Linked DNA regions of Homo sapiens: regions 2 and 3 are each linked to region 1. A link is a loop called in an ENCODE intact Hi-C map of the cell type or tissue named here. Cell type or tissue: mammary epithelial cell. All regions are shown on one strand. Links, peaks and the distances in the headings refer to the core of each region. The heading gives the core; the rest is flanking DNA.

Region 1 (10,154 bases), core at 623-8,622:
CTGTAATCCCAGCTACTCGGGAGGCTGAGGCGGGAGAATCACTTGAAACCAGAAAGTGGAGGTAGCAGTGAGCAGAGATCGCACCACTGCACTCCAGCCTGGGCAACAAGAGCTAAACTCCATCTCAAAAAAAAAAAAAAAAAAAAAAAAAGCAGCCACAGAAAAAATGTGCACAATCTACAAAGAAATTACAGTTATACTGACTTCTTAAAAAGCAACAAGAGAAGCCAGAAGGCTATAGAAAAATAGCTTCAATGAACTGAGAGAAAATAATTGTCAACCTGGTATTGCACATTCAGTTTAAATATCATCCAAGAGTAAGGACTTCTATATCCGGGTTCCTACTTCACAGCACCCTATTATTTGAAAGAATAATAGGGATCTCAGACTTGACATGGTCAAAATAAGAAGTCTTATTTTTTTCCTCCAAATATGATCCTTAATTTACTTCTACCTCAGTCTTCCTCATCTCAGTAAATACTTTCACCATCCACTAGGTTGCTCAAGCCAAAAATGAGTCATCTTTGGTTCTTCTCATTTTTTCATTATTTCTCCACATCTAGCTCATCAGCAAGTCCTATGATTTTATCTACAAAATGCCTTGTGAACCTGTCTGTTTCTCTCCATCCCCATTGCTACCATCCAAGTCCAAGCCCTCCGTAGTTTCTCTACCTGACCTTTCCTGCAGATATCATCTCTCTTATACCTCTATAAACTATTCCCTACACAGAAGATAGAGGATCTTTTAAATTATAAAATATTCTATATTATTAACATTACATACATTATATTTTATAGTTTGCAAAGCATAATAATAAAATAACACTTGTGAACTCACCCCACAACTGAAGAGTTAGCAGAATGTTCCTGAAAAAATTAAATCTGAGTGTGTTACTCCCCTGCTTACAACCTCTAATGGCTTACGTTACCCTTGAAACACAATCCTAACTCCTCACTTTACCAGACTCCTTCTCTCCCTGCCTCTCTATGTTCTCATCATATCAACTCTTCTATTTCTAGAATATGCCCAGGGCCTTTGCACTTGCTGACACCTTTGCCCTAGACCTTCAGCGGGATGGCTGTTTGTGTCATTCAGGTCTCACGTCAAATATCACCTTCCCAGTGAGGCCTGCCCTGACCATCTTTCCACATGATTCATGTTTCATTTTCTTCACAGTAGGTATTACCATCCAAAGGTATCAAACTCATTTTGTGGTTTGTTTCCTGTCTCCCTCTTATAAGCTCCATGAGAACAGACACCTTGTCTGTCTTGTTTTTCCCAGGTTTACCCTTAATGCCTAAAACAAAGTCGGTTCTCAATAAACAGTTGTTGAGTAAATAGGCAAGCCAGCACAGCTGAACTAAGTTGTAAATAGTGAATTGTGGTCAACACTCCCTTGTTATTAGACTCTTCTTTGAGCTCTTTGTTGTAGAGCTCATGTTATTCTTCTATGAAAATTTCATCACAGTGGTTGCTCCCAGAATCTTTAGAAACCTTACAGCCGGCATATTATTCCAGCGTCCCTAAATCTACCTTGGTTTGGAGCATTGGAGAAAACTTCAGATTTGCAACCGAAACCTCATCTCACTCTGGAGAGAGCTAAGCCCTTGGGCTGTATTCTCCTTAAAAAGTGACTGCTGGGGACGTGACCCAGCACTATTTTTCCCTGATTCCTCTAATGAATTTAGCCAGATTATAAGGTTCTAGATCATTTTGTGTGTTTCCCCATGGGTTCTTAATAAAGCACACATGACCTTTCTACTTACCTGCTTGCTTAAACTATAGGTAATTTTAGATCATGAGAAAATCTCATGTTGCCCAACCACTTCTAAGAATCCTGTGCAATGGCCTGGGGTTCCATGCCTCTTCCATAAATTCATTTCTGTATTGAGCATCTACCACATGCAAACACTGGGGCTATATGCTGGGAATAATACTTCAGTGGTTCTTAGACATCAACCTGCATGCCAGCTACCTGTGGTGTTGATTAAACATGCAGACTTCTGTGCTCTAGCTTCACTTTGGTAAGTTTCAGGTAGGACCCAAGATTTGTGCTTTTTCACTCATATCTCATCTAACACAGGAGGTCTGCCAAGCACACTCACACGAACACCTGAGGGGAATTGGCTGGCATTTGTAAATGTATGGGAAACACAGCCCAATTCTCATGTCGTATATGAGTACCCATGATCACCTCCAAAGCAAAACTCTCATAAAACACTGGGGCTCCAAGTTTGCCCAAATGGTGGGCGTCAGTTCTCTTTTCCCAGCACCACTGCTTATGAAAAATTCCACTCTACATAGCCAATCATTCTTAAAAAATTAGATTGCTACAGAGGTAACAAATGGCCAAAGTGCTTTTTTTAAATTATTAGAGATAGATAGATAGATAGATAGATAGACAGACAGACAGATAGATAGATAGATGATAGAACCATTTGAGCAGAAAGTACAGAGAGCTCTCTTGTGCCCCAGCCTTCCCGTTTCCCCTGTGATTAACATCTCACATTAATTAGTATGGTACCTCTGCTAAAGTTAATGAACCAATATGGATGCCTTATTATCAACTAACAGCCATGGTTTGCAGGCGGGTCACTCTTAATGTTGTACGTACTAGGAGCTTTGACAAACGCATAATGTCTTGCATCCACCTTAACAACATCACACAGAATGGTTTCACTGGCTGGACAATCTCCTGTGCCCTGTGGCCTAGATCCCTCCTTCCCTGCCTCCAAACAGTACATTTAATTTTAACAGATGCTCTCAAAGGATCAAAACTAGCTTCATTATTCATTTTCTTGTTTTTATAAATATTATTAGTCTTGAAGTATGAATTTGGATTAGTCTTTGAACTTCATATAATCCACTTCTTATCGTATTGCTATCACTACTGCATCAGTATAAACAGCACCTGGAAGTCATTTCCAGGAGCCCTTGGCTGTCAGCTGGCTACATTCCAGAGCTGCTCCAGCCCCGCGCTGTGTGCCTTCCCTGAAATGCCTCCGGTCCTCACATCCATCATAGTCAGGCTCCGGGCTGCGATCCCCCATTAATACCCAAGAAGGGGGGTGTTCCATGGTGCTGGAGTTTTATTAAAGTTCACATCAGGGCCAGGTACGATGGCTTATGACTATAATCCCAGCACTTTGGGAGGCTGAGGTGTGAGGATCACTTGAGGTCAGGAGTTCAAGACTAGCCTGGGCAACATAGTGTCTACAAAACTTTTTTCTTTTATTTTTAATTAGCCAGGTCTGGTGGCACATGCCTGTAGTCTCAGCTACTCAGGAGGCTGAGGCTGGAGGACTGCTTGAGCCCAGGAGTTTGAGGCTGTAGTGAGCTATAATTACACCACTGCACTCCAGCCTGGGAAAAAGAGCCAGACTCTGCCTCAAAAAAATAAAATAAAATAATAAAGTTTATGTTGACCCACAGCCTAGGCAAGTCTTTCTTACAGAACATATGCTCAAAGAATTGTATAACTAGCTGTGGTCTAAGGCTCAAGTTTAGGGGGTAACCACACCCTCTCCAGACACCTGGCTGCAGGGAGGGAGGAAGAAGATCCCAGCCTAAGTGGGTGTGGCTGGGAGGACAGTGGCCCTGAAAGGCCTTGGCAGACATGTTCCTGAAGGACCTTGCAGGGGACTTTATTTGCTATACTGACCCACTACACATGGTATTGGGTTTGGCTTCTGGTCATCCCCAAGAGGTGATCTGCAGGGGGCCCTACCCTCCCGTCTCCTCCGACTCCTGTTTATCATGAAAACTGTAATGGACAGAGAAGTTTTCTATGCCTCTAGGTGGTGAAAATGACCAGATTTGGTTGTGGGGTCATAGTGGACACTAAAGATCAGCAAGGGAAAAAAGATGTGACTATAAACTTTCCATTCTCACAGTTGTTTTGAGACCCGAGTGTACGTTTAATGTTTTCAACAGAAGAGGCTGCATGAAGAAGAGTAAGTTAACCGCGGGGAGGCTGTGAGAATTTTTCTGCGCGGACAATGGAGCTCAGTGTCTGTTTCAGTGTTTGTGCTCTCTATAGATACCTGGATGATTCTTGGGCCTCAGTGTGTTCTCGCTCCCTCCCTGCCGAGACTCAAAGGGATGATGCACGCTGCCCAGCCAAAACCAGGACAGAACGTCTTTTTCCCCGTGGGAATGCGCTCCCGGCGCCAATTCCAAGGCCTGCCTGGGTCCTATTCAGGCAGTGCTGGGGTGAGCAGCAGGCTCGGGCCCAGCTGACACGGCCAGAGATCCCCAGTGACTACTTTCCTGACATGGCAGAGATGGCAGATGGAGAATCCATAAGCCCCAGTTACACCCGGGAGCTCACACTGTGGCTTCAGTCTCCAAGGAGAGTGGGGAGAGCCCTGGCCCTCCGTGAAGGATTGCTTCCGCCCAAGGGGGGCCAGTGAACCCGAATCACTCTGCTGGATGGTGCTGGGGGGCTGATGCAATCTGCATTCCTTCCCCTCGCACCCCTTACCCCTCGCTACCTCCCCCTTCTCATCCTCCCCACTCGCACCTCTCCTTCTCCCACACCTGGCTGACACCCACTCTTGAGTCACTGTCAGCTCCAAGACAGAACCGGCATCCTGGGTGCTTGGCAGGAGCCAAAGGAGCATGTTACAGGATCTCTGGCTTCACAGATGGGGAGAGAGCAGTTCAGAGAATTGCGGGTTCCACATTTGCTTGAAGTCACTCATCAGCCTTTATGTTACATTACAACAAAGCAGCCCAGGGGACATGGACTCATAGGGTACCTGGTGTTTCCCCAACTGTAGGGGGGATTCCGGGACAAATAAAGTTTGCCACTGGGACCCTCCCCCGAACTGTGCCCTGTCCCACTCCTGTGACACACTCTCTGCCCACAAGAGAGTGGCCAACAGTGGAGGCTGAGAGTGACCACCTGCCTGCCCTCAGTTATTAAAGGCTACTGGAGAACAAGCCTTGAGTGCGTGCTGAGAACACATGCCCCTAGCTGCCATCAAAGAGAATCACTTCATATGATTTTGACCATAAGCAAACTCTTCCACCTTCATTTTTTAAAATAACGGCTTTATTGAGATATGCATCACTTACCATGAAACTCACTCTTTTAAAGTGTACAACCCAGGGTTTTCAGTGTATTCACGGAATTGTGCAACCATCACCCATCACCCCTAATTTCAGGACATTTTTATCACTCCAAAAAGAAACTTTGCACACATCATTCTTCTCTCCCCACAGCCTCTGACAACTGCTGATCTATTTTGTCTCTATGGATTTAGCAGTCATGGACATTTCATATACATGGAATCATACACTATATGTCCTTTCATGACTGACATCTGTCACTTAGCATGATTTTATGAGATTCATCATGTTGGAGCATGCACCCATGCTTCCATCCTTTCTTTTTTTTTTTTCACAGTCTTGCTCTGTCGTGCAGGCTGAAGTGCAATGGCACGATTTTGGCTCACTGCAACCTCTGCCTCCCAGGTTCAAGCCATTCTCCTGCCTCAGCCTCCCAGGTAGCTGGGACTACAGGTATGTGCCACTATGCCTGGCTAATTTTTTTGTATTTTTAGTAGAGATGGAGTTTCACCATGCTGGCCAGGCTGGTCTCAAACTCCTGACCTCAAGTGATCTGCCCGCTTCGGCCTCCCAAAGTGCTGGGATTACAGACGTGAGCCACCACATCCTTTCTAAGGCTGAATAGTATTGCACTGTATGGATAGACCACATTTAGTTTATCTGCCTGCTGGCTTATGGACAATGAGTCACTCCACTTTTTGGCTACTATGAATCATGCTGTTGTGAGCACTTGTGTACATGTCTTTATATGGATGTCTGTTTTCCCTTCCATTGGGTTTGCTTGGGGGTGGAATTGCTGGGCCACCTTCTTTCTCCATGAGTGGAGCATGCCTATGCGCCCATCCCCGCATCTCCCATGTGTGGAGGCACTGCCCAAGCTCGTCTGTACTCTGAGTCACAGGGCTGTGCACCATTACCGATCACCATCTATGGGTCAGGGACTTATCAATGAGCAAGACATAGCCCCTGCCATCACTAACTCACATTCTGCATCGTCCTGTGCCATCCCCACCACCCCACCTTGGTCAGGCCCAGTGTCCAGGTGTCTTCAACTGCTCACCTTCCCCCTATTTTGTTGCCCTGAAGTTCATCCAGACATCAGGGTGCCCTATTGAAAATGCTAGTTAATATGACCTCTCTGCTCTAACCCCAATGTTGGAGTCTTGTCATCAGTGGGATAGAGCTGGTGTGACTGCACCAGACCAGTCAGGTTCAACTTTTATGAAAGGAAGTTGTGAGTTGCTTTCAGTTGCCATGGACCCCAAGTCGTAGGTCATGTAAGCTGAGCATGCCCAAACGGACCAAGCATGCAACCATGGGCAGAACCTGAGTGCTCAGACTGAGGAGCAGGGGCTGAATTAAGAAGCAGAGCATACATGGCAGGATCCAGGATCCAGGAGCCAATCAGACTGAGTTTGGCATCACTCCATGGCAGGATCCAATCAGATCACACCTCCCTGCAGCACCTCATTGCAAGATCCAATCAGACCACACCTCATTACCCTAGGCTTATAAAATCCAGGCCAGCCGCTAGCTTGGGGAGGCAGATTTGAGTGTTTTTTTTTTTCTGTCTCCTTGCCAGACTACCAGCAAAAAAGGTTTTCTTTTCTCAAAAGCCGGTGTCATGGTATTGGCCTCTGTGCACATTGGGCAGTGAGCCCACTGATTGCTCAGTAACATGGGCACACTCTGGGGCCCACACAAGCCAGGAATGATGTGGCCTTTACCTGCTGCTCCAGCTGCATCTGAGCCCAGTATCCCCTGAACACAAACCCCCACCTGCATGGAGCTGCATGCGGTTCTCGGGTACCTCCTGGCTATGTTCAGCTCCTGTAGATTCCTTCAGATCCACTCCTTCCCATTTCCTCATCCAACTGCCCAGCAGAGTGCCTACTATGCGCCACACACTGGGATTCAGCAGTAAACGACACAAACATGATCCCCACCCTTATCCTTCTCCCAGGACTCTTATTAATCTAAGGCTCACCTCCCTTCTTGTAACTTCCATGAACTCATATGCTCCCTCTCAGCTCAGGGACGTTGCTGGAGGAAGCAAGAGAGCAGCAGATGAACCCTTATGTTCAGGAGGCAGATGGAGCTCATTCAAAGCCCACCTTGGCCTCTTCTTAACCCGAAGATTTTAGCAAGTCATATAACCTTTGAACTGCAACTCCCTGGATTGTGGAATGCCCAAAGTGTGCTGAGCGTGAAGTAAATAATGCAAGTGTAAAGTGTGCGGCATGGTCCTGGTTCATCTCAGGAGGCCGTTAGGAAACTAGCACTTATTTTTGCCAGGGCTTGAGCATAGAACATACTAATTTCCCCAATGGCATTATCACATTGTATTACTTTTTATTTACATGTTCTTTCTCCCCTACCAATCTCAGAGAATCTCAAGGGCAGCAATGATTAATTATTAATTTTGGAATCCTTGGTTCCTGGCACATTCCTTGAAAATAAATCATTGGCTTACTTTCCACTGATTCTCTTAATTACCCCTGAGAGGCAGAGATTGGAATTATACTATGCTGAGCAGCTCAATGTTTTCCCAGTAACAGCAGGAAAATCCCAATGCACAGAGAAGGAACCTGAATGACTTAGGTGGGACACACCAGGACAGACACCCGTGGTGATGACATTCTGTGCCCTTCATCCCACAGAGTGGTCTGTCTTCACAGTGGTCTCCCCTCACCACACTGAGCCCTCAAACTTCCTCTTTCCGCTGACCAAAGTGCACCCAGGCCTGCTTGTCCATTCAGACAGATGCCAGGGCCCTCTGCACTCCATCTGACCTCTGCAATATGCCGGTTCCTAATAAGGGAGCAGGATCCAGGTCCAGTTGTTCACACTTCTAATTTCATACCGGCAGCCTCAGTAAAGTTCTGCCATCAGGCTAAGGCCCCACTGATCGTCGACCTTTTCTGCATAAAGATTCACCTCCAGGGCTCTTAGAAAATACTGCTGCCTGGCTACCACCCCATCCTTAGTGTGACATAGGGTTTTTTTTTCTTCTTCTTCTGTTTTTTGTTTTTTTTAGAATAATTAGGCAGCTCTGTTGCCCAGGCTGGAGTGCAGTGGCATGATCTCAGCTCACTGCAACCTCTGCCTCCTGGTTCAAGCAATTCTCCTACCTCAGCCTCTTGAGTACCTAGGACTATAGGCACACGCCACCATGCCCGGCTAATTTTTTGTATTTTTAGTAGAGACGGGGTTTCACCAGGTTAGCCAGGATGGTCTCAATCTCCTGACCTTGTGATCCGCCCACCTCAGCCTCCCAAAGTGCTGGGATTACAGACGTGAGGCACCACACCTGGCCTGCCCCGGGTTGTTTTTTTTTTTAAAGCTCCCCAGGGATTTGTAAGTGCATACCAAAGACTGGGAACCCCTGGCTTAGCTCACAGAGCAAAGAGCCTTTTGAGGGTTCCCCTCGACAGTTGCTCCCTCACCTCCAGCTGTGGGGCCACACAGAGCGCTGGGCCATTGTGGTGTTAGAGACCAGAGTTAAAGGGACTCCATCTGTAATATCCAGGACAAATGGGCTGGCAGGTGCTGCTCAAACCCTTACACACAGATAGTATTTGGGGAGGTGAGGTCAATTCCCCCATTATGGAACGCTGCGGTTTTAAAAGCAAGCAAACAAACAAAAACAGGAAAAAAGTGAGCTTTTTAAAACTAAGGTAAAATTTGTCCTCAACTTCCTGGCCTTGATTGGGCTCTGCTACTAGAGCGGCAGAAGCAACTCACTTCCCTGCTTCCACGGACCTGTTTCATGTAATGCATTTTGCAGAGATTTGAAGACAGGGTCCTTGACTTGGGCAGCTAACAGCCTGAGGCTAGAGGCAGCCACCCCTGAACAGTGAACAATTCTGCAAGGCGCCTGGCAATAGTACTATGCGGGGAGGGGGTAGGAACAAGGTGCTGCAGGGCGGGGTGGAGGAGGAAATGAATTCTGCCTGGGAGAAGCGGGAGTGCGTATTTGAGTGGGGTCTGGAGCAGGTGCATGCAAAGAAGCACCTCAAAGGCACGGGCAGGTGTGTGCAGGCGTGGGCAGGCGTGGGCAGGCGTGGGAAGGCGTGGGCAGGCGTGGGCAGGTGTGGGCAGGCGTGGGCAGGCGTGGGCAGGCGTGGGCAGGTGTGGGCAGGTGTGGGCAGGCATGTGGGCACGGCACAGGGCTTGTCCAGGCCAGATGCCATTAAGCACAGGTATCTGTGGTGGGCAGGGGACACAGTGGAAGCAGATAGAGAAGGTTTGCTGGGGTCCCATGGAGGGGCGCCTTGTAGGCCATGGTCACTCTAGGCTGATGCAAGGTGCTCAAGGTTGAAGGCAGAGGTGACTGACCTGTGCTTGAGAGAGGGTAGGGAAGAGAAGCTGCCGGACTTGAGGGGCTGAAATTGTCCTGTAATAGTCCAGGTCAGGAGTGTTAATGATGCCCCAGCTCGGGCAGTGACTACGGCAAGGAGAGTTTAACATGTGGTTCAGTTCAGCAGACATGGGGAACTCACTATGTGTGAAGCAGGACACATCACGGAGGCAGCCCTCAAATGCTTGAAGACAGTAATCCTGCCCCTGTGCTGTGGCGGGTTCTTTAAGGGGTGTGACTTCCTCATCAGACCCATTGCTCTCACACCTAATGATGCTGCCATGTGGCAGGGCTGTGGGCAGAGCCATGCCCTAGCAGGGGAAGTGGAGGACAGCGGCGGGGAGGGAGTGTGGGCAGGGCTTTCCTGCCCTCTGGGTCCTCTCCTCTCTTTCGTGGCAGGGCCTTGAGGTCCATTCGCTGGGCTGCACAGAAGGAGGACTCCAGAGCCCCCCTTGGGTTCAGGATTTTATACACGCAGCATTCCAGACAGATGGACCCGTGTATTGACAATGAAAGCATGGGAGAACTGTATTTCTTTGGTGATTAAAGTAAATGCAAAAGTTATGATGCATTATCAGGAGATCCTGCTTCCCTCTCTCCTAGGAGAGTGCCTTCTGGGAATCATAGAGTTGTCTTGGCACAGAACCAATCATGAGAGACCAATCGTGAGAGACAATAGGAGGATATTGTGCTGACTCCACAGGGGGCCCTGGTTGGCAC
Region 2 (10,154 bases), core at 1,410-9,409, 55 kb before region 1:
CACCATGCTGCTTGTATCTGCATTTGGATTTGGGTGGGAGTTTTCTCCCCCACCTCCATCACCTGCAGACCTCTTCCTGTTGTAAATGTAGGATCCTGAACCCCAAATATGTTCTCCCGGTCCCCCAGTGGTATAGGGTTTTTGCTTCCACCATCCCCCAGCAGTGACCCAGCCCTTTGTCTGCATCCTGGGAGGGGCTGTCTCACCTCTCTCCTTGAAGCAGATGGGTCTGGCCTCTACTCTTTCCCCAGAAGCAACAGGCAAGAGGGTCTACAGTCCCTGCACCAGTAGCTTTTACGTCTCAGCAGGGAAGCATCCAAGGAAGTGGGAGGGGGTACCTGCTCCTCAGCCTTGCCGCAGCCTCTGTGCTCCTGCCCTCTTCCTGTGGTCTGGGTGTTTGTAAGGATTCACTGTGGAGCCCATGGAAATGAGCTCACCAGTAAGCACAGACTCTCCTTGCACCACAGGCACTGCATGTGCTTGCCCCCACTTGGCCTTTAAAAACGTGTTAAAATTTTAGCCAATTTCTTCTTACCCAATCGGCAACAATCTCTCTCTTTGTCCTCTGCTCCACCAAAGGTTTGTGTGTCCATCTCTCGTTGGAGGGGCTGATGCCTCTTTGAAATCCAGTTTACTTGGTTGCCTTATGAACTTAGTTCTCTTAGGGGCTCAAGAAACGTTTATTTTCTCATCTTTACAGTAGGGAAGACACCAGTGCTGCTTTCTACATCCTAGGCAGACGTGACTTCTTCCAGTGCTATTTCAACTCCATGTCCTTTGTGTCTGACCTCATTTGTCCTTGCTGAAAGCATTTAGGATCTTCTCTGGAATGATGATGTTCTAAAGTTTCAACACAATTTTTCATGGTGTCAGTCAGTCTGTTTTTATTTATTGGGAAATTTTTCTTACCTCCATTTTTTCCTTAAGTCTGCTCTACCTAGAACTCTAATTTTGGACTTCCTGGATTTCTTATTCGATTTTTAAAAATATTTTTTCTCCTATATCTCAGAGCTCATTTATCTTTTTTGTTCTGCTTTCTGGGAGATCATTCTTATCTTATCATCCTATCTAAACAGAGAGAGAGATTTCCTTAAATGCCTGAAGCCAAAAGAGAGGCGGAAAACGTCCTTCTCGGATTTTGCCGCTTGATTCAGAGTAGGGCACTCCTTCGGTGCTAGCCAGGCCACCTGTGACTTTACTGTGGCCTTCACATCCTGCTTTGTAGACTTCCCCCCTACACTCCAGATCCACCAGACTGTATTAGTCCCTGGCACCAGCAAGCTGCACCAGGAATGTGGCCACCATCCCCAAAGCCACTACCACTAGGGGATGGGACCGTAGTCAGGTAGGGGAACGGGCCACATTGCTGTTTTATTGAAATCCAGCTGCCTTTTCTTCATTTTTCAGTGCCTTGGTTGCTACAAATTTCAGATTAGATTCCAGAGTCCCCCAAAAGCTGATACCAACAGTCTTTGGCAGCTATGGCTGTTTCAGTGGAGGGACTTTTTCTTTCGGTGCCCGAGTCTTCCTTGACTGTGATGTCATGCCTCTATTTATTTTGTACATTTCTGCTCTCATACTTTTAACTTCTCAGAGCTTATCTTGTTTTCTAAATGTTCTATTTTCATAACATTTCTTTCTTAGTTCATGAAAATGATACCCATCTTTGAGGATATTAATTATAGTGGAAGGTTTGGGGATATTTTATTTTCTTGCTTCCTGAATTGTTTTTTTCCTCTGATTTATTTTTTTCAGTTTGTTTTATCTTTTCCTTTAAGAGCATTCTTGGAGAATGCAGTTGACTGTTAATACTGAGAAGTCACATAGTAAAATGTTGCTTGGAGTCTCTGTGCGTGGCAGGGCTTTGGCTGGTGTCTCTACAGCGGGGTGACTGGCGGAAGTCTCATAGGAGGGCTAGACTTTTCCCTGGTCAGCACCTACACAGTCACGGAAGCCCTTGTTTTCAGGATGGCTGCTCCCTGTCTTCAGCAGTTCCTGGTGTCCCTGAGTCCAGAGCCTTTCAGGTTCAACCTCACTGGAGAACCAGCTACCATTCCCTTCAGAAGGGGAGGGCAGTTTCCTGGCTAGGGGGACACCGCTGCTCCGCGTATGGCCCTCCAGGGGGGCCCCTCTCAGCTCACTCCATCCCTCTGCCTTCGAGGCCCTGTCCCCACAGCGACTCTGCAGCAGGCACGGGAGGAACTCACCTGCAGGCAGTGAAGGTGCGATTTCTGCCGCCCTGCTGAGGTGGCCACCACCAGCACCCGTTTCCACTTTCCACATTTCGTTGCACTCTTGTCATCTGCTGTTGCCTCTTCACCTGGTCTCTATCCTTGGGGATTTACACACTTTAAAAAATAATTTATGATCATTTTAATGAGGCTTGGGGAAAAGCAGAGATTAAAAGAAGTTATGTTTAATCTGCCATATGTCCACTATTTCTTTAATATCATTAAGAAGGAAAGCTGATGATACTAATAAGTCAGGCGAAACAGGAATTTATCAGTGATTTGATAAAATAGAGTGACTGTGGCATTGCCGCAGGGTGTGGCTATTCACCCCTTCTTGTTATGTGATTGATCTTTTGTTTTCAAAATAAAGTGTAAAGAATTAAGAGTGACAGAATAAATGTCATAGAAAAGCTATCTGAGCCTAGTAGTCAACAAAGAAGTGAAATGACTTTGATTACAGCTCATTCCTTTTTTTGATGTAAACCCTAGTATTTACCAAAAAACTATATTGTAGATGTATGTATAGTGGGCATAATCTTCCTTCCTCTTCACTGTTATTTAATAGCTTAATACCTAAACTCTTGCTATGATTAATATAACGGACATTAATTATTAGACAATTAAGATACCAAAACCGAAATCCTCTGATGCTCAGCTCAGTATAAGCTCAATTTTCACTACGTATAAATTGGATCATCAGCTAGACAGTCTCAGGAGAATTTATTTAGTCTAAGCATTGTACACATACGTGACTAGATGCTGTTTCAGCTCTTCCTACCTATCAAACAAATACAGTGAGCCTGGAGGTTGCTGGGAGTTGTAAGAGTGGGGTTGAGATCACATTCCCCTTTGCATAGTGAAATATCCCGTTTAATGAAGTTGTTTCTTTTGGAGAAATGTCCATTGAACTGCTGCAGACTCTGGGTTTGCATTGGTGAAAAAAGGTGAAGGAACTCTTCCTTGGCGCCCTTGGGAGCCTAGAGTTAGCGGAGGAGGCGGGGGTCCAGCCAGGTTTCAGGGCGGCCTGGTGTGTTTCCCCGGGAAGCATTCACGGGAGCAGGCCCAGGGCTCATCCCGCGGGGGCTGGTCCGATTGCGCCGGCTGCGCAGCGCTTCCCAGAAACCGCGCTTGGTGATGTTGGAGGCCTGGATCGGGCTCTGGTGGAGGGTGTTTACCACCAGGCCCCACGCCCTGGGTCTTGCCCTCTGGAACGGCAGCAGGCGCGCTCCCGGCGAATCTGCCTGAATCGCCGTGAATGCGGTGGGGTGCAGGGCAGGGGCTGGTTTTCTCAGCCGGTCTTGGCTTTTCTCTTTCTCTCCTGCTCCACCAGCAGCCCCTCCGCGGGTCCCATGGGCTCCGCGCTCAGAACAGCCCGGAACCAGGCGCCGCTCGCCGCTCGCTGGGGGCCACCCGCCTCTCCCCGGAACAGCCTCCCGCGGGCCTCTTGGCCTCGCACTGGCGCCCTCACCCACACATCGTCCCTTTATCCGCTCAGACGCTGCAAAGGGCCTTCTGTCTCCGGGGGTAGGACCGCAGACCCTCTGGTGGCCTGCCCGCCGCTGACCCGGCCTCACTCGGCCTCCCGCTGCACTTCTCCTGGGCTTCCGCGCTTCCCCGCTGCCGAGACCTTTCCCCAGCCGTTCCTCACTCATCCCTTCACCTCTGTCGCGCCCTAGGGTCTCGGGGCCTTACCTGACTCCCACCCTTCCCCTGAGCCCTCCGGCCCCTCCATCCTGTCTCCTGCTTCCCGCCTCTGCACAGCACTTAGCGCCGTGGGTGTACTGTGGATTTCACCCACTTGCTTTTTCTCTGACCTCTCCCACCAGGATATGCATTCCAAAAGGGCAGGGTTTTGTCTTTTCTGTTTGTTGAGACATCCCTAGAACAGTGAATGGTGCATTGGAAGAGCAGAGGAAAGCGTGGAGGCCTAGAGGTGACCCCAGCTCCCAGGACAGGAAGGACCCGGGAGGGCTCCTCCTGGGCCTGGTCACATGCGCTCACCCCAGGGAGGCATCCACTAACACGCTCAAGACTGCTTAATACTTCGTTGAGGACGGCTTGCCAGAGGCTGACGGCACAGTTGCCAGGAGGGAAGGCAGGAGAGATGGACAGATGGATACTGACTGTCCTTCGTGTGCCACCCTGAAGGGTGCAGAGCGTGATGTCCACATCAACTCCCCTGTGCTTTTAACACCACTGTGGCACAGGCGGGGTAGATAGTATTATATCTATTTATAGGTGGAGAAATGAGGCTTGAGAGAGGCTAAATGATACTTCCAAAGTCATGGAACCAGTGGGAACAGAAAGCCAAACCCCAGAGTCCTTTCTGGCACCCCATTCTACCAAAGGGAGAACTGCGCCATTGAAAACGGTCTTGTGCGTTACCTTTAGCGTGTATGATACAGGCTGCCCGCTCCTCATTAGAGAGAAGGTAGTGGGGAGTAGTCACCCCTCTTTTGGTTCACCCCCCTAATCTAACCCAGTATTAAAATAGGCTAAAAAGGTCATGATCTCAGAGATAGCATGAAATCCCAGGGGTGTTATTTTGAGTGCCAAGTATGTGCCAGACATTGTTCCAGGCACCTTACACTCCAAGCCTCAAAATAACCATGCAGAGTAGGTGGTGTCACGCCCATTTTATAGACGAAGAGACTGAGGCTCAGCGGGGTTGGATTCACTGTTTAAGTCTCCACTGCAGGGTGGAGCCAGGTGAACTCAGATATGCCTGGCTCCCAAGCCCATGTTCTTTCTGCTCACCAAGCTGTCCCCTTAAAACAACAGCAGGATTTCCAAATCAGGGTATTGTGCCTTTAGCACCCGTCACCTCTTGCTGGGTGTATTAATGTTCAAGAAACACAAGAGAAGGGTGTTTCCAGTGTGGTTAAGAAATAGACCCTCCTCAAGGCTTCAGCCAGGCTATAATTATTCTCAAGCACAAAATGTGGGGCTCTCCTGCTTGTCAAGTTTGGTTGTTTTTTGTCTTCTCACCCCATATTTTATTTTGGATTCTGTTTATATTTGATGTGTCAAACGGAAATGTCCCTTTTAAAGAAGAATCCTATCATTATCAGGGGACTGGATGCTCCTGAGAAGAAAATTAAAAGTCATCCTTTAAGATGGGTAGTGATAGTAGAGAATATTGATCCTCAAGGCTTTTGAGAGGACACACTGCAAGTGGGTGGTTTGTTTTCGGTGCTGCTGCAGTCCGGGAGATCTTGCTGGGACCTACCCAACAATGTGATTTCTAACATTAGGTTGCTTTTTCTAGTTCTTCTGATGAGCTTTATGGCAGAGAACGTCCTTGTATACATTTTGGAATGAGCAGTTCACTATCATGAGGCTTCTGCACATATTGTTAAGTAATCCTCGGAAGCAATTTGGCCCATAGTAGTCATTTGCCTGCAGTGTTTTCGCTGGCCCCGGGCAGTCTGTCCTGCCTCAGTTACAGGGGAGAGCACACACAGCGGGTGGCAGCCAACACAGTTTACTGTCACCACAGGAATGCAGATTTCTAGCAAGAAATATAAAATGGAATGTGCGTGTTTAAGTGTCCTTCAGGCATAGGCATGTTGCCTCATTAAAAAAAAACTTTCTTAACTGATGAGTTTACTAATAGCTACATAGACAACTACATATTTTAAATGCCTCTCATCCAAAATTTTAGAACCATGTTTGTTCATTCATTTACTCAACAACCATTTTTAATCTACACATGCCAGGTACTGTGCTAGGCACTATATATACAGTGCAGAATATGATAGACATGTTCCTCACTTCCTAATGCTCACCATCTAGCAGGTAAGACAGATTTCATGAAAGTAGTCATTTAGGCCGGATGCGGTGGCTCACACCTGTTATCCCACCACTTTGGGAGGCTGAGGCAGGCGGATCATCTGTGGTCAGGAGTTCAAGACCAGCCTGGCCAACATGACCAAACCCCATCTCTACTAAAAATAAAAAATTAGCCGGGTGAGGTGGTGGGCATCTGTAATCCCAGCTACTCAGGAGGCTGAGGCAGGAGAATCACTTGAGCCTGGGAGGTGGAGGTTGCAGTGAGCCCAGATCATGCCACTGTACTCCAGCCTGGGCGACAGAGCAAGACTCCATCTTAAAAAAAAAAAAAGAAAGAAAGAAAAAGAAATTAGTCATTTTAATTACAGTTATGAAAGATGAGCTAAAAGACAAGGACAGGGTCCCATGAGAATGTGTGACATGGAAGAATCTAACTTCCTGACTTTACAGATCAGGAAATGGAGGGATACAAAAGTAAGGGATAGAAAGGTCTGTCTGTTCTCATTCCATCTAAATCTCTCTATTATGCAATGAAGTATTATATTCAACCAAATTACACAATTTTTAATTGCACAGAATCTAAGAAATTTATTCATTTCTTCAAATGGTAAATAATAGAACTTGAATACAATGCATAGGAAGCAATTCACACCAAGATTCAGATGTTCTGCTCATATTCTTTAGGAGAGCTATGAACTTAAATGTATACAAAAGCACCCATTCACACAAACACATATGCACACATCCATGTATATTACAGGTTGTTATGGAGTGATCTCTAAGATACTATGAAGTGGAGAGGACCAGGCAGAAGCTGTATTTCTTTGAATGTGCCTCCTTTTGTAGACTGGACTGTGGAACCATATAAATACTTTACTTAATTATAAAACAAATTTTAAACGTTAAAATCAATCCCTAAAAATGGAAAAGAAAAAGAAACAAATGCATCTGAGTATTCAGATGGTGACAGAACCCCACATCAGAACCATCTAAAGCAACATTAAACCACAGTAATTTGACTATGGGATTTACATGAAGGGTAACATGAACTTCAAAAAACAACCAAGAAAACTTGTGTTTTCAGTAATGATATTGTTTATGCTAATGTTGGTATTGTCATTCTGAGATTGTTGTGTGATGTGAGACAAAGCAAAGAAGTAATCACTTTGGTTGTTAAGAACCAGGATTTTTGTATGGAGAGAGGTAAGATCAATGAGGTTCAGTAAGAAAAGCCACCACCCTGAATGAAAACAGAAAGCACCAGGATGAACTCATGATTCATTTTATCCTAAAAAAAAAAAAAATCTAGATCTACCCTAAAAATGATGATCCATCCAGTAGAAACAAGGTGTCTTGGTGCTTGGAGAGTGGGCTCTAAATAGCATTTCCCAGCAAAATGAAACAGGGCTTCCCAGAGAAATGGCTGAGTCCCAGCCTGGGGCAGGACATGTGCAAGAAGGACCCTCAACATCTTGTCACACCAGAAAGCAAGGAAGTCATTAGAGACAGCTAGGGCTGTGTTAGGACTCAGGAGTCAACTTCTGAGACCCCCACTGGTCAAGGATGGCACAACGTGAGTATCAAAAAGGTGCTGACTGCAACAGATAGAAACATACCAAATGGGTCTGATCTATGAGTTCCTAGTGATACTGGAAGATCATTGATTACCTTTGGGAGACACTAGGGGGCCAATTCATTATTTTGAAAACTCATAAATAAAGGGAAAGAGTCAAACGCCTATCCTGCCTCTCCTACATAAAGAGAAAACTCAGACATATGTGCCCAGCTGTTTCATCCTGCCAAACCTGTGGCTGGAGTCACCCCAAAAGTGCTGGCAGGGGAGTTCCTACAAGGGAGAGCCCCAAACCATCCTAAGGTGGAGTTGGTTGGGATTCCAAAGAAAGAAGCACTAGACGCCAGGGTGATCAGTCCACAGCATTTATTAGGGGAACTCACAGAGTAGGCTACAACGTATCCTTGTGAAGGACAGCGAGAGGGAAGAAGCATTCTACCTAGGGAGGGCCAGGGCATGGAGTTTATGTGAGGGTTTAGGGAATTTGGCTCAGGGCCAGGGCCAGTTTCTCTCAGTACTTTGGACAACAACGCAGATATCTTATTTGGTGCCTGCAAATGTTCAAGGGCCCAGTTTGGGTTCAAGCCTGCAGGGGAAAACCTGCAGCTAAGAGGGTCATAGAGCTGTCAAGACGTTCTGTGATTTTTGGTCAGGACATGGAAAGAAAGTTGCGGGTGGTGGGGAGTAGGGAACTGGGGAACCCTAGGCCAACAAAAGAACCAACACCACCTGTGAAATAACCCTGCCAAATATGTGAGCCTGATCCCAGTTAGGCATCTTGATCTATACCAGTTTACAGGAAATACAGATAACAGAGGAACGTGTTAAGTGACACCACAGGTCTACAACTGGGGAAGTGATCAGCAAAGCACAGACTATGGGAAGCTCTGAAAGTTAGAAGGAAAAACAAGGAAACACATTGGCAGGAAACTATAGATTCAAAGAGACATGAGAGGCTTATTAGCAAATCACAGGACAGGGGCCTTATAAGAACCTCGTTCAAATAAATAAAGGGTTAAAAATTATAGCACAATTAGGGAAATGTGAACACTCACTGGATATTTAGTGATGCTGAGGAAATATTAAGGTGAGATTACATTGTGCTTTTATTTAAAAGAGGGAGTCTGTGTCTTTAGAAATATGTATGGATAAAATAGTCTGTTGTTTGGGACTTGCCTCAGAGCCATCTAGGGAGAGGCGCTGGGGGCACCAAGCATATGAGATTGTTCATAAGTTGATAGTTGTTAAAGCAAATTGATGGAAACATGGGAGGTCATTATTCTCCACGTCTGTATATATGTATTTGAATTTTTCCACATTGAAAAGTTCGTTTGTGCAATTTCAAGAATGTACTGCAAAGAATATAATGTCTCAGTATAAATTATGTTTGTGACAATCATCATGATCAATAGAGGTAAGAAACCAGAGACATTTGAGGTTTCCATTTCCAAACAGCTAACTACCTCTTGCACTACAAAGCTTTGCATTGGTTGGTAAAAAATTTTCCCAGCTCCCAGAAGCATTTTCTTCCAAGTACAACATTTTAAAGATGGGAAATTATGCTTTCATTTCTGGCCATGGCGGGATCACTGGTGGAGGACCAGCCGTCCTGCCAAAGGCAATTATAAAACAGGAGAAACCGCAGAACTGTGACCTTGAGAAACAGGGACATGCGAGGCGGCCCTCAGAGCCTTGGCTTTCTATGTGGAGGGACTTTTCTGCCACAGCATCAGAGAGTGGAGTCCAAGTGAATGGTGGTCTCACTGAGCTGAACAGGCAGAAACTGGAGCTTGGGGTGGGTGAGGCAGCTGGAATGTGTGGGCAGGTGCTAAAGAACAGGGAGCTAAAATAATGGGGAGTGGCTGCTCAGGAGTCTATGTGGAGATTCACTGTTTCCTGGCTGATGGCCGGTCTGTGCAGGATGAGATTCCATAGGCCTAGCAAAGATGGCTTACTCTGCAGATGAGCCATGAGCAATGATACGAGAGGCTGTGCAGTGTTGGCAGATGTTTGGAGATCTGCTCCAGCCTAAGTGGAGACGCCTTACTGACCTGTGTTTTCAGTTGAGACCCCAGAAAGGTCATTCCTTAGGAGAAAGACTACATCCCAGAGCAATGGAAACACCCTATGATTAAGTTCAGAGCCAAAATAGACCCAACCTAACAAAGAATAAAACCACACCTGGCAGAATCAAAAAGATATGCTGCCAGGAAAATCCTCAATACCCATTAATAAAAGATGGCATAATACATGTTCCCTACAAAATAGCATCCACAACACTTAACATATGATATAAAATTACCAGACTTGTGATAAAGTAGGAAACTGTGACCCATAATCAAGAAAAACAGCAGTCAATAGAAACAGACCTCAAGATGATTACATGTTGGAATAAGCAAACAAAAACTTTAAAAAAATATGGAAAAGTTTAAGGAAAGATAGAACTGGAAAATTTAACATCTAAGATAAAAACATTCGCTGGAGGGGTGTGGAACCCATGAGATTGCACCTTGCTTGCCTCCTTCCCCAGATGATATAATTGAGTGTTGGCCCCAACT
Region 3 (10,154 bases), core at 106-8,105, 61 kb after region 1:
TGCAGAGAGCGCGGCGGTGAAGCGGGAGCAGGCGGCCTGGCCCAGGAGCCAGGACGGCCACAGCCACGCCACCACCGGCGAGGGCGAGGGCCAGGGCCACTCACTGTGACCCGCGACTCCCTTTTAGAGAGCCACTTTGCGTTTCGTTTTGTTTGCGCACACGGGACACAAGCATATCGAGGCTGAACAAGCCACAGTCCACGTTTCCAGGAGAATTACAAAGCAAACGCTTGGCCTCGCCTGCCGCAGACTCCGCCCGCTTCTAGAGGCCCGCACCCTGACTCCTGCAATTGCGGCTTTCCCGCTTTTCAGACTGGCCGCCCGTGTTCACATTCCTCAGCTGCAGCGTTTGCTGCTGGCCCATTTCTAATCTTCCTGTAAGTGGAATCACTGAGCGCGCGTTCTTTCGTGACTTGTCTCTCACCATCCTGTTTCTCAGATTCACCTGCGTCATGTGTCCATCTCCTTGATGCAGAGATATGAGTTTAGTCATCCACCCTGCGGCCATGAGCCTTTGGCTAGTCTGGGGCTCCTGTGAGCAGGGCAGCCAGGGTCACGCGCACAGGGCCCGGGCCGCGGCTGGGGCCCAGAGCATCCTTCTCCCCGTCACTGCGGCGCCCCGGCCTCCAGAATTGTGTAGAAGAGGTCCCGTCGCGCCTCAGCCTCGCCACGCTTGGTGTCCTCACCCTTGCAAAGTTTCGCTAATCTGGTAGGGTGAAATGGTATCTCACCAGGTTTCCTTCGAGTTCTAAATCACCCTACCACATGTTCACTGACTGCTAAGGAGAGTGAATCAGTCTGTGCAAGTCACTGCAATGCTGAGGAGGGTCGCCTCCTTTCACTCCCAATAGCGAAGCTGTAACGGGTCGGGGCATCACGGGGGCTGGGGGATATCTACCTAAGGCCCACAGAAACTCCCGGAACCGTCAAGAATCCCGTGTGGAACACAGGCATTGTCGCCTCCTCTCCCTGGCAGGAGGTCTGGAGGCAGGAAGGGTGGCTCCCTGCCCTCTCTCCAGGCTGCTGGAAGGCCTGGGCTGTGGCCCCTCGCACCCCCGTGGGCTCTGGAATGCTGTGAAAGGCAGCCAGGCGGCCTGCAGTCGCTCCCTCACCCTTGCTTTCCAGGCCAACATTCCAAACAGCCCCAAGTTTTCATTTTAGTATTCAAACTGGGAAGTATGCAAACATGGAAGCCACCCTATACTTGCAGTGTTATTTGGCTTGGCTCTTTTAGAATCGTATTTAGTATTTTTAGAGCTGATTTTTAAAAAATCATTTTTAGGATTGCAAAATAGAAAAAAGGTGAGCCACTCAAGAGTAGGTCCTTTTTGGTTTGTATCATCTGAGCTAACAGCCCCTAACTAACGCCTGAGAAGGGTTCTCCATGCTGCCCCATGACCTGGGAGGAACCACATTCCCTCCAACTCCCATGTTCTCAGTTCTGCCTGATTTCATCTAGAGGAGGGCTGTGGGTCTTCCATCAGTCACTATTCACCAGTAGAACAAGTTAGAAAGGGAAAAACGTTTTGATACTTTCCCTTCCTCACTGCTTCTTTCTGCCCATTTGAATTTCTGAAATGGATTTCTCAAAGCTTGAGTTTTTACCAAGAAGCTAAATATAGAGAAAGAAAAGGACCACAAGGCATTCAGTTGAGAAGCTCCACAACTAGGATATCATGTCCCCAAGGCAAACGTTTGAGTTTCTCCCTGCTGCACTTGGTGCTGAACTAAAGCTTTTCCATTTAGGATGTTTTGAAGCTCAGGTTGCTTAATTTTGCCACTGAGCTTAATTCCACCCAAAGCCTTGTGACATCTGTGGCCTAATATTATCATAACAATGACAAATAATCATTTGTCATTGATAAATAATCGCAGCAGCATGACAGGCAGAAACAAGTGCTTGTGTTGAAACAGGGAACTGACAAGCGATTCCTTATAATAGGTGACGGGCAACACAGCTGTGCGGAGATGGGAACCCTACCTGAGTCCAGCCCTTCTGTGGTTCTGTTAACATTGATCAGTTTAGCAATCAGTACTTACTCCATTTTAAGGTAAAATTCTCAAGTCACACATACAAAGAAAAGATTATTTAAAAATCATACAAAGCAATGAATACTACAATCACTGTTAGTTCAAAACATGGTTTCGCGTCCTGAAAATCATTGGGCAAAGAGATCCCAGACAGTGTTAAGGAACCCCTTTTATTGAAAAACTCCTTGCTTCTGCTTCCTTAGTTAAAACCTGAGATTTTTCCACAGTGGAGTAACACATGCATAGCTGGGGCACATATTTTGCACCTGATTTGGTAGGAGAAAATGCCCAGGCTGAGAGGAGCCACAAGACATCCGTGAAGTAGGAGAAAATGCAAGATAGTTAATAACGTACCCAACTGCTATGAAACAAATGTTAAGTCGAATGAAAGGTTTAGGGATGTATCACTCAGGGTTCTACCAGACAAAGCCAGTAAGATTCACACACATACACACATACATCAAGAGATTTATTTCAAGGAATTGGCTCATGTGACTGTGGGCCTGGCAAGTCAGAAAGCCATGGACAGGCCATCAGGAGGGCAGGCCGGCAACTCCAGGCAGGAACTACCCCACAGTCTGCAGGTGGAATTTCTCCTTCCTCAGGGAGATCTCAGTTCTGCTTGCAAGGCCTTTCAATGGACTGGATTTAGCCCACCCAGACTATGGAGAATAATCTCATTTACTTAAAGTCAACTATGTACCAAATACCTTCCCAGCAACATCTAGACTGAGTTTGACTGAGTGACTGGACGCTCTAGCCTGGCCGAGCTGACCCTCTCAGGGGACAGATACCCTCAGGGATCTTGGATCAAGCACTTCTGTTTGTTTGTGGGGTGGGGATGGGGAGAAGAGGAAGCAAGACACATCTAACAATTAACAATAGCAAAGGGTTAACAGATGCTGTGGTACTTACTCTGGTCCTTCGGACAGTCCCAGAAGAAGAGGAAGGCAGGAGAGAAACTTGTGTGGTGGAGGCACACGATATTTGATGGATAAATCCTCCTCCGTGACTATCTCCTCTACTGATCACCAGCTACACCGAACCATCTTTCCTTCTCTATAATCATCCCATTCCTAGATTTAATTTTCTGATTCATGTATTTTTTGCATGGCCTCATTTTCATTTGCTTTTCTCATTTTTCTTCATACCATTCTTCCTCATCCACTTCTTTTTTACTAATTCCCAGCTTTTGATCTTCTATTTTGTTTTGCTCTACTTTTCCCCCAAACTTGGTCCTGAATTTTCACATTTTTCTTGTGCAAACACTACAATAACTTTACTACTACTATCACCAGCAGGAACACAGACTTGCTACCCAGGAATTTGGATGAGGTTCTATTCAAGTTCTTCCACTCCTCAGCTAGAGTTTGGGCATAAGTCCACTGTCAACTGAGAAACAGGAGAAAAATTAAGAGTCAGGAGTCACAAAAGGTTTTATCTTAGGTGAGTGTCAAATAAAGAAACGCAACAGCGAGAAGTAGAGTACTCTGCCACCTTCAGCCCTACGAGGGCGACATGAAGAAAGCACTGGGCTTGTGTGGATCACCCCAGGGCAGCGGCCAAGAAGAAAGGATTACACCAGCACGTCCATCTCAATCTCTAGTGAAAGAAAGGATGGAACAAAGTTAAATCTCGGTGATTTTCTCATCTCCAGAGATGTTCAAGGACAGACCCAGACAAGAACAGTCACTTGCACAGAAGTAACTCGAGCATGAGCTAGGGTACTAGACTATCCCTCTGAGAAACATCCAGCCCTAGGGTCCTTGCAAATGCTACAGGGAGTAACAGAGTTAGAGATTAAGTTTATTATTATTATTATTATTTTGAAATGGAGTTTTGCTCTTGTTGTCCAGGCTGGAGTGCAATGGCAGGATCTCGGCTCACTGCAACCTCTGCCTCCCAGGTTCAAGCGATTCTCCTGCTTCGGCCTCCAAATAGCTGGGATTACAGGCATGCGTCACCACGCCCAGCTAATTTTGTATTTTTAGTAGAGACACAGTTTCTCCATGTTGGTCAGGCTGGTCTCAAACTCCTGACCTCAAGTGATCCACCCGCCTCAGCCTCCCAAAGTGCTGGGATTACAGGTGTGAGCCACCACATCTGGATAATTTTGTATTTTTAGTAGCGATGGGGTTTCTCCATGTTGGTCAGACTGGTCTCAAACTCCTGACCTCAAGTGATCCACCCAGAGTGCTGAGATTACAGGTGTGAGCCACCACATCCGGCCTAGATTAAGTTTATATTGAGAACTACCACAATGATTCATGAGTCTCTCATGAGAAACTAGTTGGAATTATGAGTTTGTTCCCTCCACTTATACATACTGTACCCACATGTTTTCGTTTTCTATACTCTTCACCACATGTTGCTTCCCCCACATGCAACAGGAAACTGGCTCCACGGCAAGGGTGAAAAAGATCTGACCCAGTGGTTCCCACCCACGCCACCTTCCAGGGAGAAGGTGAGGCCAAGATGAGACTTTAATAAGTCGAAAATAAAAGACTGCTAAGTGCTGCCCCACAATTACTCACAGGCTTGTGGTCAGGTTTGTGAGCTGCTTGGCCTGTTGCCGGCACTTACAAGCTTTCTTGGAAGCAAGACACAGACATTCCTGCGGAATGACTTGAGCAAATTTTGCTAACGCTACAAGGGTTGATTGAACACCACCACATTGAACTGATGCAAGAGGACACTGAATCACACCCATAAAACACCCGTCCTGTCAAGAGTCTTCCAAGAGGACGCGCAGGAGTCAGCGCTCCGGGGAAAGAAGATGAGAAACACCAGGTGGACCACCCTGGCCAGGCTGCTGGGAACAAGCCTACGTGCACAGCTGCCGGAGGAGAGGCGGGTCTCCCCTCTGGGAGGCATCTCAGCTACATCTATCAAGTTATAAAAATGTTACTCTCCCGCAGGCTGAGCCCACTCCCAGAATTATTCCAGAAAAGACTCCAGAAGAAGAAACCATATGTGCATAGAGGCTCACTGAGGCCTGACCTTAAAACATCCCGCAGTAAGGGAAAGATTGGATTTAAAAGAAAAAAAAAAAAGACCAGCTAAATGAAATATCATAAAGCCATTAAGAATGAATAAAAACTTGAGTAGCATGTTCATAATAGAGACTAGACAGGAACAAAGGAAAATGAAAGCAATTGACTTAGGGTAGAGCAAACACAGGTGGAGTTTTTCCCTTTGACTTTTCTTTAAAATAGAGGTTGTGTGTGTGTGTGTGTGTGTGTGTGTGTGTGTGTGTGTGTGTGTGTGTTTTGAGACAGAGTCTCACTCTGTCGCCCAGGCTGGAGTGCAGTGGCGTGATCGCAACTCACTGCGACCTCCGCCTCCTGGGTTCAAGCGATTCTCCTGCCTCAGCCTCCCAAATAGCTGGGACTACAGGCCCGCCACCACGCCTGGCTAATTTTTTGTATTTTTAGTAGAAACAGGATTTCATTGTGTTAGCCAGGATGGTCTCGATCTCCTGACCTCATGATCCGTCCGCCTTGGCCTCCCAAAATCCTGGGATTACAGGCGTGAGCCACTGCGCCCAGCCTAAAATAGAGCTTTTAAATAGAAACAAACAAACAAAAAAAAAAATGGAAAGGAAAGAGAGGAAAGACTTTGCCCTAATAAAAGGGACATTCCAGAGTACTTCAGGCCCCAGTGCTAATTCCCTGGTGCACTTTTTCTTAGAACACTGTGTGTATAATGATGCTTTTAGGGGGAAAAACAACAGTATTATAGAGTTTGAAAGAAAGGGAAAGCCTCGACTTTTACAACAAATACAACAGCAAAAAGAATCCATCATTGTGTATGAATGTGAATACATTCACTTCCATTCTATGAGGGTAGTGATACTTTAATTGAGGGGTCCTCTGGGAATACAGTTTACTACAATAAGTTTTGAACCAAAGAGTGTAAGCCCTGACTCCAAAAACAGCCATGGAGCACAAGCCCCATATCTGCCTACTCCCCACATCTTTACCCAGAGATGCTTCCTGCCTTGATGGCCCATAGGGCTCCAGTGGCCTCTCACCTGGCTTCTACCTGCAGCTGATGGAAGGCACAAAGGCTGGCTCCCACAAGGGAAGAGGGATGCAGTGTCATTTGTCACCTCCCACCTCTCTTCTCTTTGCCTTTTCTCTTGGGGGCTCCTTACCCCCATCCTCTACTTCTGGGGACCCTTACCCCTGGCCTGTTAACTTCCCAACTTCAAACTGAGGGAGCTGAAATCCATCATTTATATTCACTGCTCAAGCACCTATTGGTAATGATTGCTAGAAGGTGTTATAGTAACAGCATTTTCATTTATTTATTTATTTATTTATTTATTTTTAGAGTTAGAATACTAACATAGAAGCTTTGCAGCATTTTGGGGATTTTTAATGAGTATGTGGTTGATGTTATTTATTTGCTTATTAATGGGGATACAGGTATCTCTAAATTCATAAATCAGCAGTATCTCTCTTTTCAATAGGGTTTTGTTGCTCACCAATATGACTACTCAGAAAATGGCCACCCACAAAATAATAAATAATGGTATAAAAATAGTCTACTTCTTATGGAAAATTGCTGCTAGAAAAAAAATCCTAATTAAGGCCAGGCGCGGTGGCTCACACCTGTAATCCTAGCACTTTGGGAGGCCAAGGCAGGCCGATCATTTGAGGTCAGGAGTTCAAGACCAGCTTGGCCAACATGGAGAAACCCCATCTCTACTAAAAATACAAAAAATTAGCCAGGCATGGTGGCATGCGCCTGTAGTCCCACCCACTTGGGAGGCTGAGGCAGGAGAAGCCTTTGAACCTGGGAGATGGAGATTGCCATGAGCCGAGATCACGCCATTGCACTCCAACCTGGGCCACAGAGTGAAATTCCATTTCCAAAAAAAAAAAAAAAAGTCCTAATTAACTAATGATTCCAACACAGCAAATAAAAGTTTGCAGATAGAATTCCAGTTGCTGTGGCAGTTGACATTATCCCTGCGAACATCTGCACTACTCTAGAGAGAAATCATTACAAGGTACAAACGTGCTCCCTTGCACCTCCAGCCAGGCTGGGGTCGCCCAGCAAGTGTAAGCAAACCTGTGGGAAAGCTGAGCTGGACTTGGCTCTGCACACGGGTGGCATGCAGCTTCTGACTCTAACATAGAGGAGGAGAAAGCTTTACAAATATGCTTAGATGCCATTTCTCTGCCAAAGCCACCAGCCTTTCTGGAAAAGTCTTGCACTCCTGCTCTCCTTTTGGAAGAGCCCCACATTCCAACAGTTTGTCATGTGCATCCTAACCCATCTCGAGTGGTATCTACAGTCTTTCCAAACAAAGGGCCACGCTACTCTGTGAAAAATGCCACTGGAAGTTTGATAGGGATTGCACTGAATCTGTAGATCACCTTGGGCAGTATGGACATTTTAACAATATTAATCATTCCAATCCATGAACACAGAATGTCCTTCCATTTATTTGTGTCTTCTTCAGTTTTTTCATCAGTGTAATTATAGTTGTCAGTGTACAGATATTTCACTTTCTTGATTAAATGTATTTCTAAGCATTTTGGGGGCAGCTATTGTAAATGGAATTGTTTTCTTGATTTCTTTTTCACGTAGTTCCTTGTTAGTGTATAGAAATGCTACCGACCTTTGTATGTTGACTTTGTATCCTGCAACTTTACTGAATTTATTTATCAGTTCCAACAGAATTTTAGGGTTTTCTATATATGAGATCATGTTGCCAGCAAACAGTGACAATTTAACTTCATTTCCAATTTGAATACCTTTTATTTCTTTCTCTTGCCTAATTGCTATGGCTAGGACTTCCATACTACGTTGGATAGAAGTGGTGAGAGTAGGCACCCTTGTCTTGTTCCTAATCTTAGAAGAAAAGCCTTCAACTTTTCACCATTGAGTATATTTGCTGTGGGTGTGTCACGTATGACCTTTATCGTGTTGAGGAACACTTCTTCTATATCTAATTTGAAGAGAGTTTTATTATAAAATGATGCTGAATGTTGTCGTGTGCTTTTTCTGCATCTGTTGAGATGATCATATGGTTGTCCTGTATTCTGTTAACATGACATATCACATTTATAGATTTGCCTATGGTAAAGTATCTCTGCACCCTGTGATGAATTCCCCTTGATTATGTTATTAAATATAGGATCATTTTAATGTGCTATTGAATCCAGTTTGCTAGTGTTTTGTTGAGGAAGGCCAGACTCTACTCTCTATTTGACTGGAGGCTCTCTCGGTGGACACTGAGTACTCACTGATTCATGGGTGTGGGGGTGTGGGTTCTTTTTTTTTTTTTTTTTTGAGACAGAGTCTTGCTCTGTCACCCAGGCTGGAGTGCAGTGGTGTGATCTTGGCTCACTGCAACCTCTGTCTCCCAGGTTCAAGTGATTCTCCTGCCTCAGCCTCCCAAGTAGCTGGGACTACAGGTGCACAGCACCACACCTGGCTAATTTCTGTATTTTTAATAGAGACGGGGTTTCACCTTGTTGGCCAGACTGGTCTCGAACTCCTGACCTCGTGATTCCCCTGCCTTGGATTCCGAAAGTGCTGGGATTACAGGTGTGAGCCACCACGCCCGGCCGGGAATGGGCTCTGATATAGTTCTAGGGCTCCTCAAAATAATCTTTCAGTACTTCCCTGTAGATGAAAAATATCACCTCTCTCATTGCTTCTGGCAGAAGATCATTCTTACAGAGCTCTCTGCATTTGAAGCCAACAAAAACACAGGTCTCAATTAACCAGGAGGCTGGTCCTAGCAACGTGGGTGATGTATCCGCTCTAACGACCCTGCAGTCCCAACAGAGGTGCTGCTGAGTGGCTGGACTGAGAAGCAGCATGTGGACTCTGTTGGAAAGGAGCTGAGGAAGAGGACAGGCACAGTGGAGCTAGGATGGTCTTCAGCAAACCTCCCAGGGACTAGGAGCTGGAATAGTCAGAGCCAAGAGAGCTCTCCAGTACCCTCTGGTAAGGCACTTACTCCCACAGACACACTGACCACCCAGACTTCAGAAGGCGCAGAAGACAGAGGCCAGCTGAGCGAAGGGACAATGGCCCAGGCCATGTGAGAGAGGAAAGAAAGGCACAGCATCCTGGGGTGCCCGAGGGATCAGCTCTAAGCGGCACCTGGGGCTTTGGACAGATGCTGTCAGAGGAGACAGAGACTGAACCGGTCACAGAAGAAGCCTGGTAGGAGAAGCAGGGGAAAGATTCCCCCAACCCCCTGCAGAGCCCGCACAGGCCTAGCCCAGGGCAAAGCCGGCAGAGGGAGAACACATCCTTTCTGGGGTGATGTGAGCCTCAGAGCAACAGGAAGAAAAGGCAGCGCTGAGATACACGGAGCTCTGGAAGCCCCATCAGCGATTCACTCAGATGCTTCAAATGTTGTGTCTTAAAAAAAAATCCTAAACTCTTAGGGTTCAGTTTTCAAGTAGGTAAGATGTAGAACCCCTCCAGCTGAGGCATGGTGCGGAGGCCAGACTTGGCTGTTTCCTGGCTCCCCCAACTTCCCTACACACTGGGCCCATCGCTCTATGTGACTTCGTGCCAAGACCACACAGATGTTGCCAATGTCTGCGCTGTGCTATTTTACTCAAGCCTCAACATTTTCCCCCGGACACATTCCAGGTGCACCACAGTCTGAAGCAAACCACAGCAATTCACTTCCAACGCCGTCCTTCCCCAGAAAAGCTGCCAGCAGGACCCCGTCTCCTGTTGGCGGTGGCTCCGCACAGGCTTCCTCTTGTCAAGCTCTGCTGCTTCCAGCCACAAGACTGCTGTTCCTGTCCTTGACCTCAAAGCCTGTGAAACGATGATGGAGCCCAGTTCTGCTCCTCCTTGGAGTGCCCGCTTTGTGCTGATTCTCTTCCAGAGTCGACATCTGAATAACCGTCAGTGAGCCTGCCTTGCTCTGTTATAGGGTCTCAGGGCACCTGCTCACGTTGACAATGATATTAGTGAAACGGCAGAGCCTCACCGGACTGCCAGAAAAGGACAGGCCACGCAGGCAGCTTGCTGAGATGGCTTCCTGCTCAGAAAATGAAATATGTGAGATGGCACCTTCCTGGGTATTCATGCAGAGGTGGAGAACTAGACCCATATGAATGTTGGTTGATAAGAGG

The links. Hi-C counts contacts between places; a loop is a spot of excess contacts. Peaks named below come from ENCODE experiments on the same cell type or tissue, not always from the same donor. Only the 100,000 strongest peaks of a DNase experiment are listed, where the experiment ranks them.
Region 2: it touches region 1 in a loop (6-fold over the local background); 2 of 110 quality-filtered maps call a loop at or near these places.
Region 3: a loop joins it to region 1, with 9 times the contacts of the local background. A loop is called at or near these places in 5 of 110 quality-filtered maps.

The regions. Positions count from the first base shown.
Region 1 is chr13:20,353,673-20,363,826 of GRCh38, forward strand. No RefSeq gene overlaps it. Among named protein-coding and RNA genes, the nearest start is that of MIR4499, 75 kb to the right of the region's middle. In mammary epithelial cell, for the core only: CTCF peaks have their summits at 4,969 and 5,181; DNase peaks (open chromatin) are centred at 1,239 and 5,829; H3K27ac peaks cover 917 bases.
Region 2 is chr13:20,298,162-20,308,315 of GRCh38, forward strand. All of the region lies in intron 1 of LOC105370102 (a long non-coding RNA gene), which reads left to right. Among named protein-coding and RNA genes, the nearest start is that of GJB6, 71 kb to the left of the region's middle. In mammary epithelial cell, for the core only: no CTCF peak of the experiment used is centred there; a DNase peak (open chromatin) is centred at 5,640.
Region 3 is chr13:20,415,452-20,425,605 of GRCh38, forward strand. All of the region lies in intron 5 of CRYL1 (crystallin lambda 1), which reads right to left. Among named protein-coding and RNA genes, the nearest start is that of MIR4499, 13 kb to the right of the region's middle. RefSeq lists enhancers at 1-408, 409-990, 3,576-4,775, 9,703-9,752, 9,763-10,002. In mammary epithelial cell, for the core only: no CTCF peak of the experiment used is centred there; a DNase peak (open chromatin) is centred at 4,540; H3K4me3 peaks cover 154 bases; H3K27ac peaks cover 1,508 bases.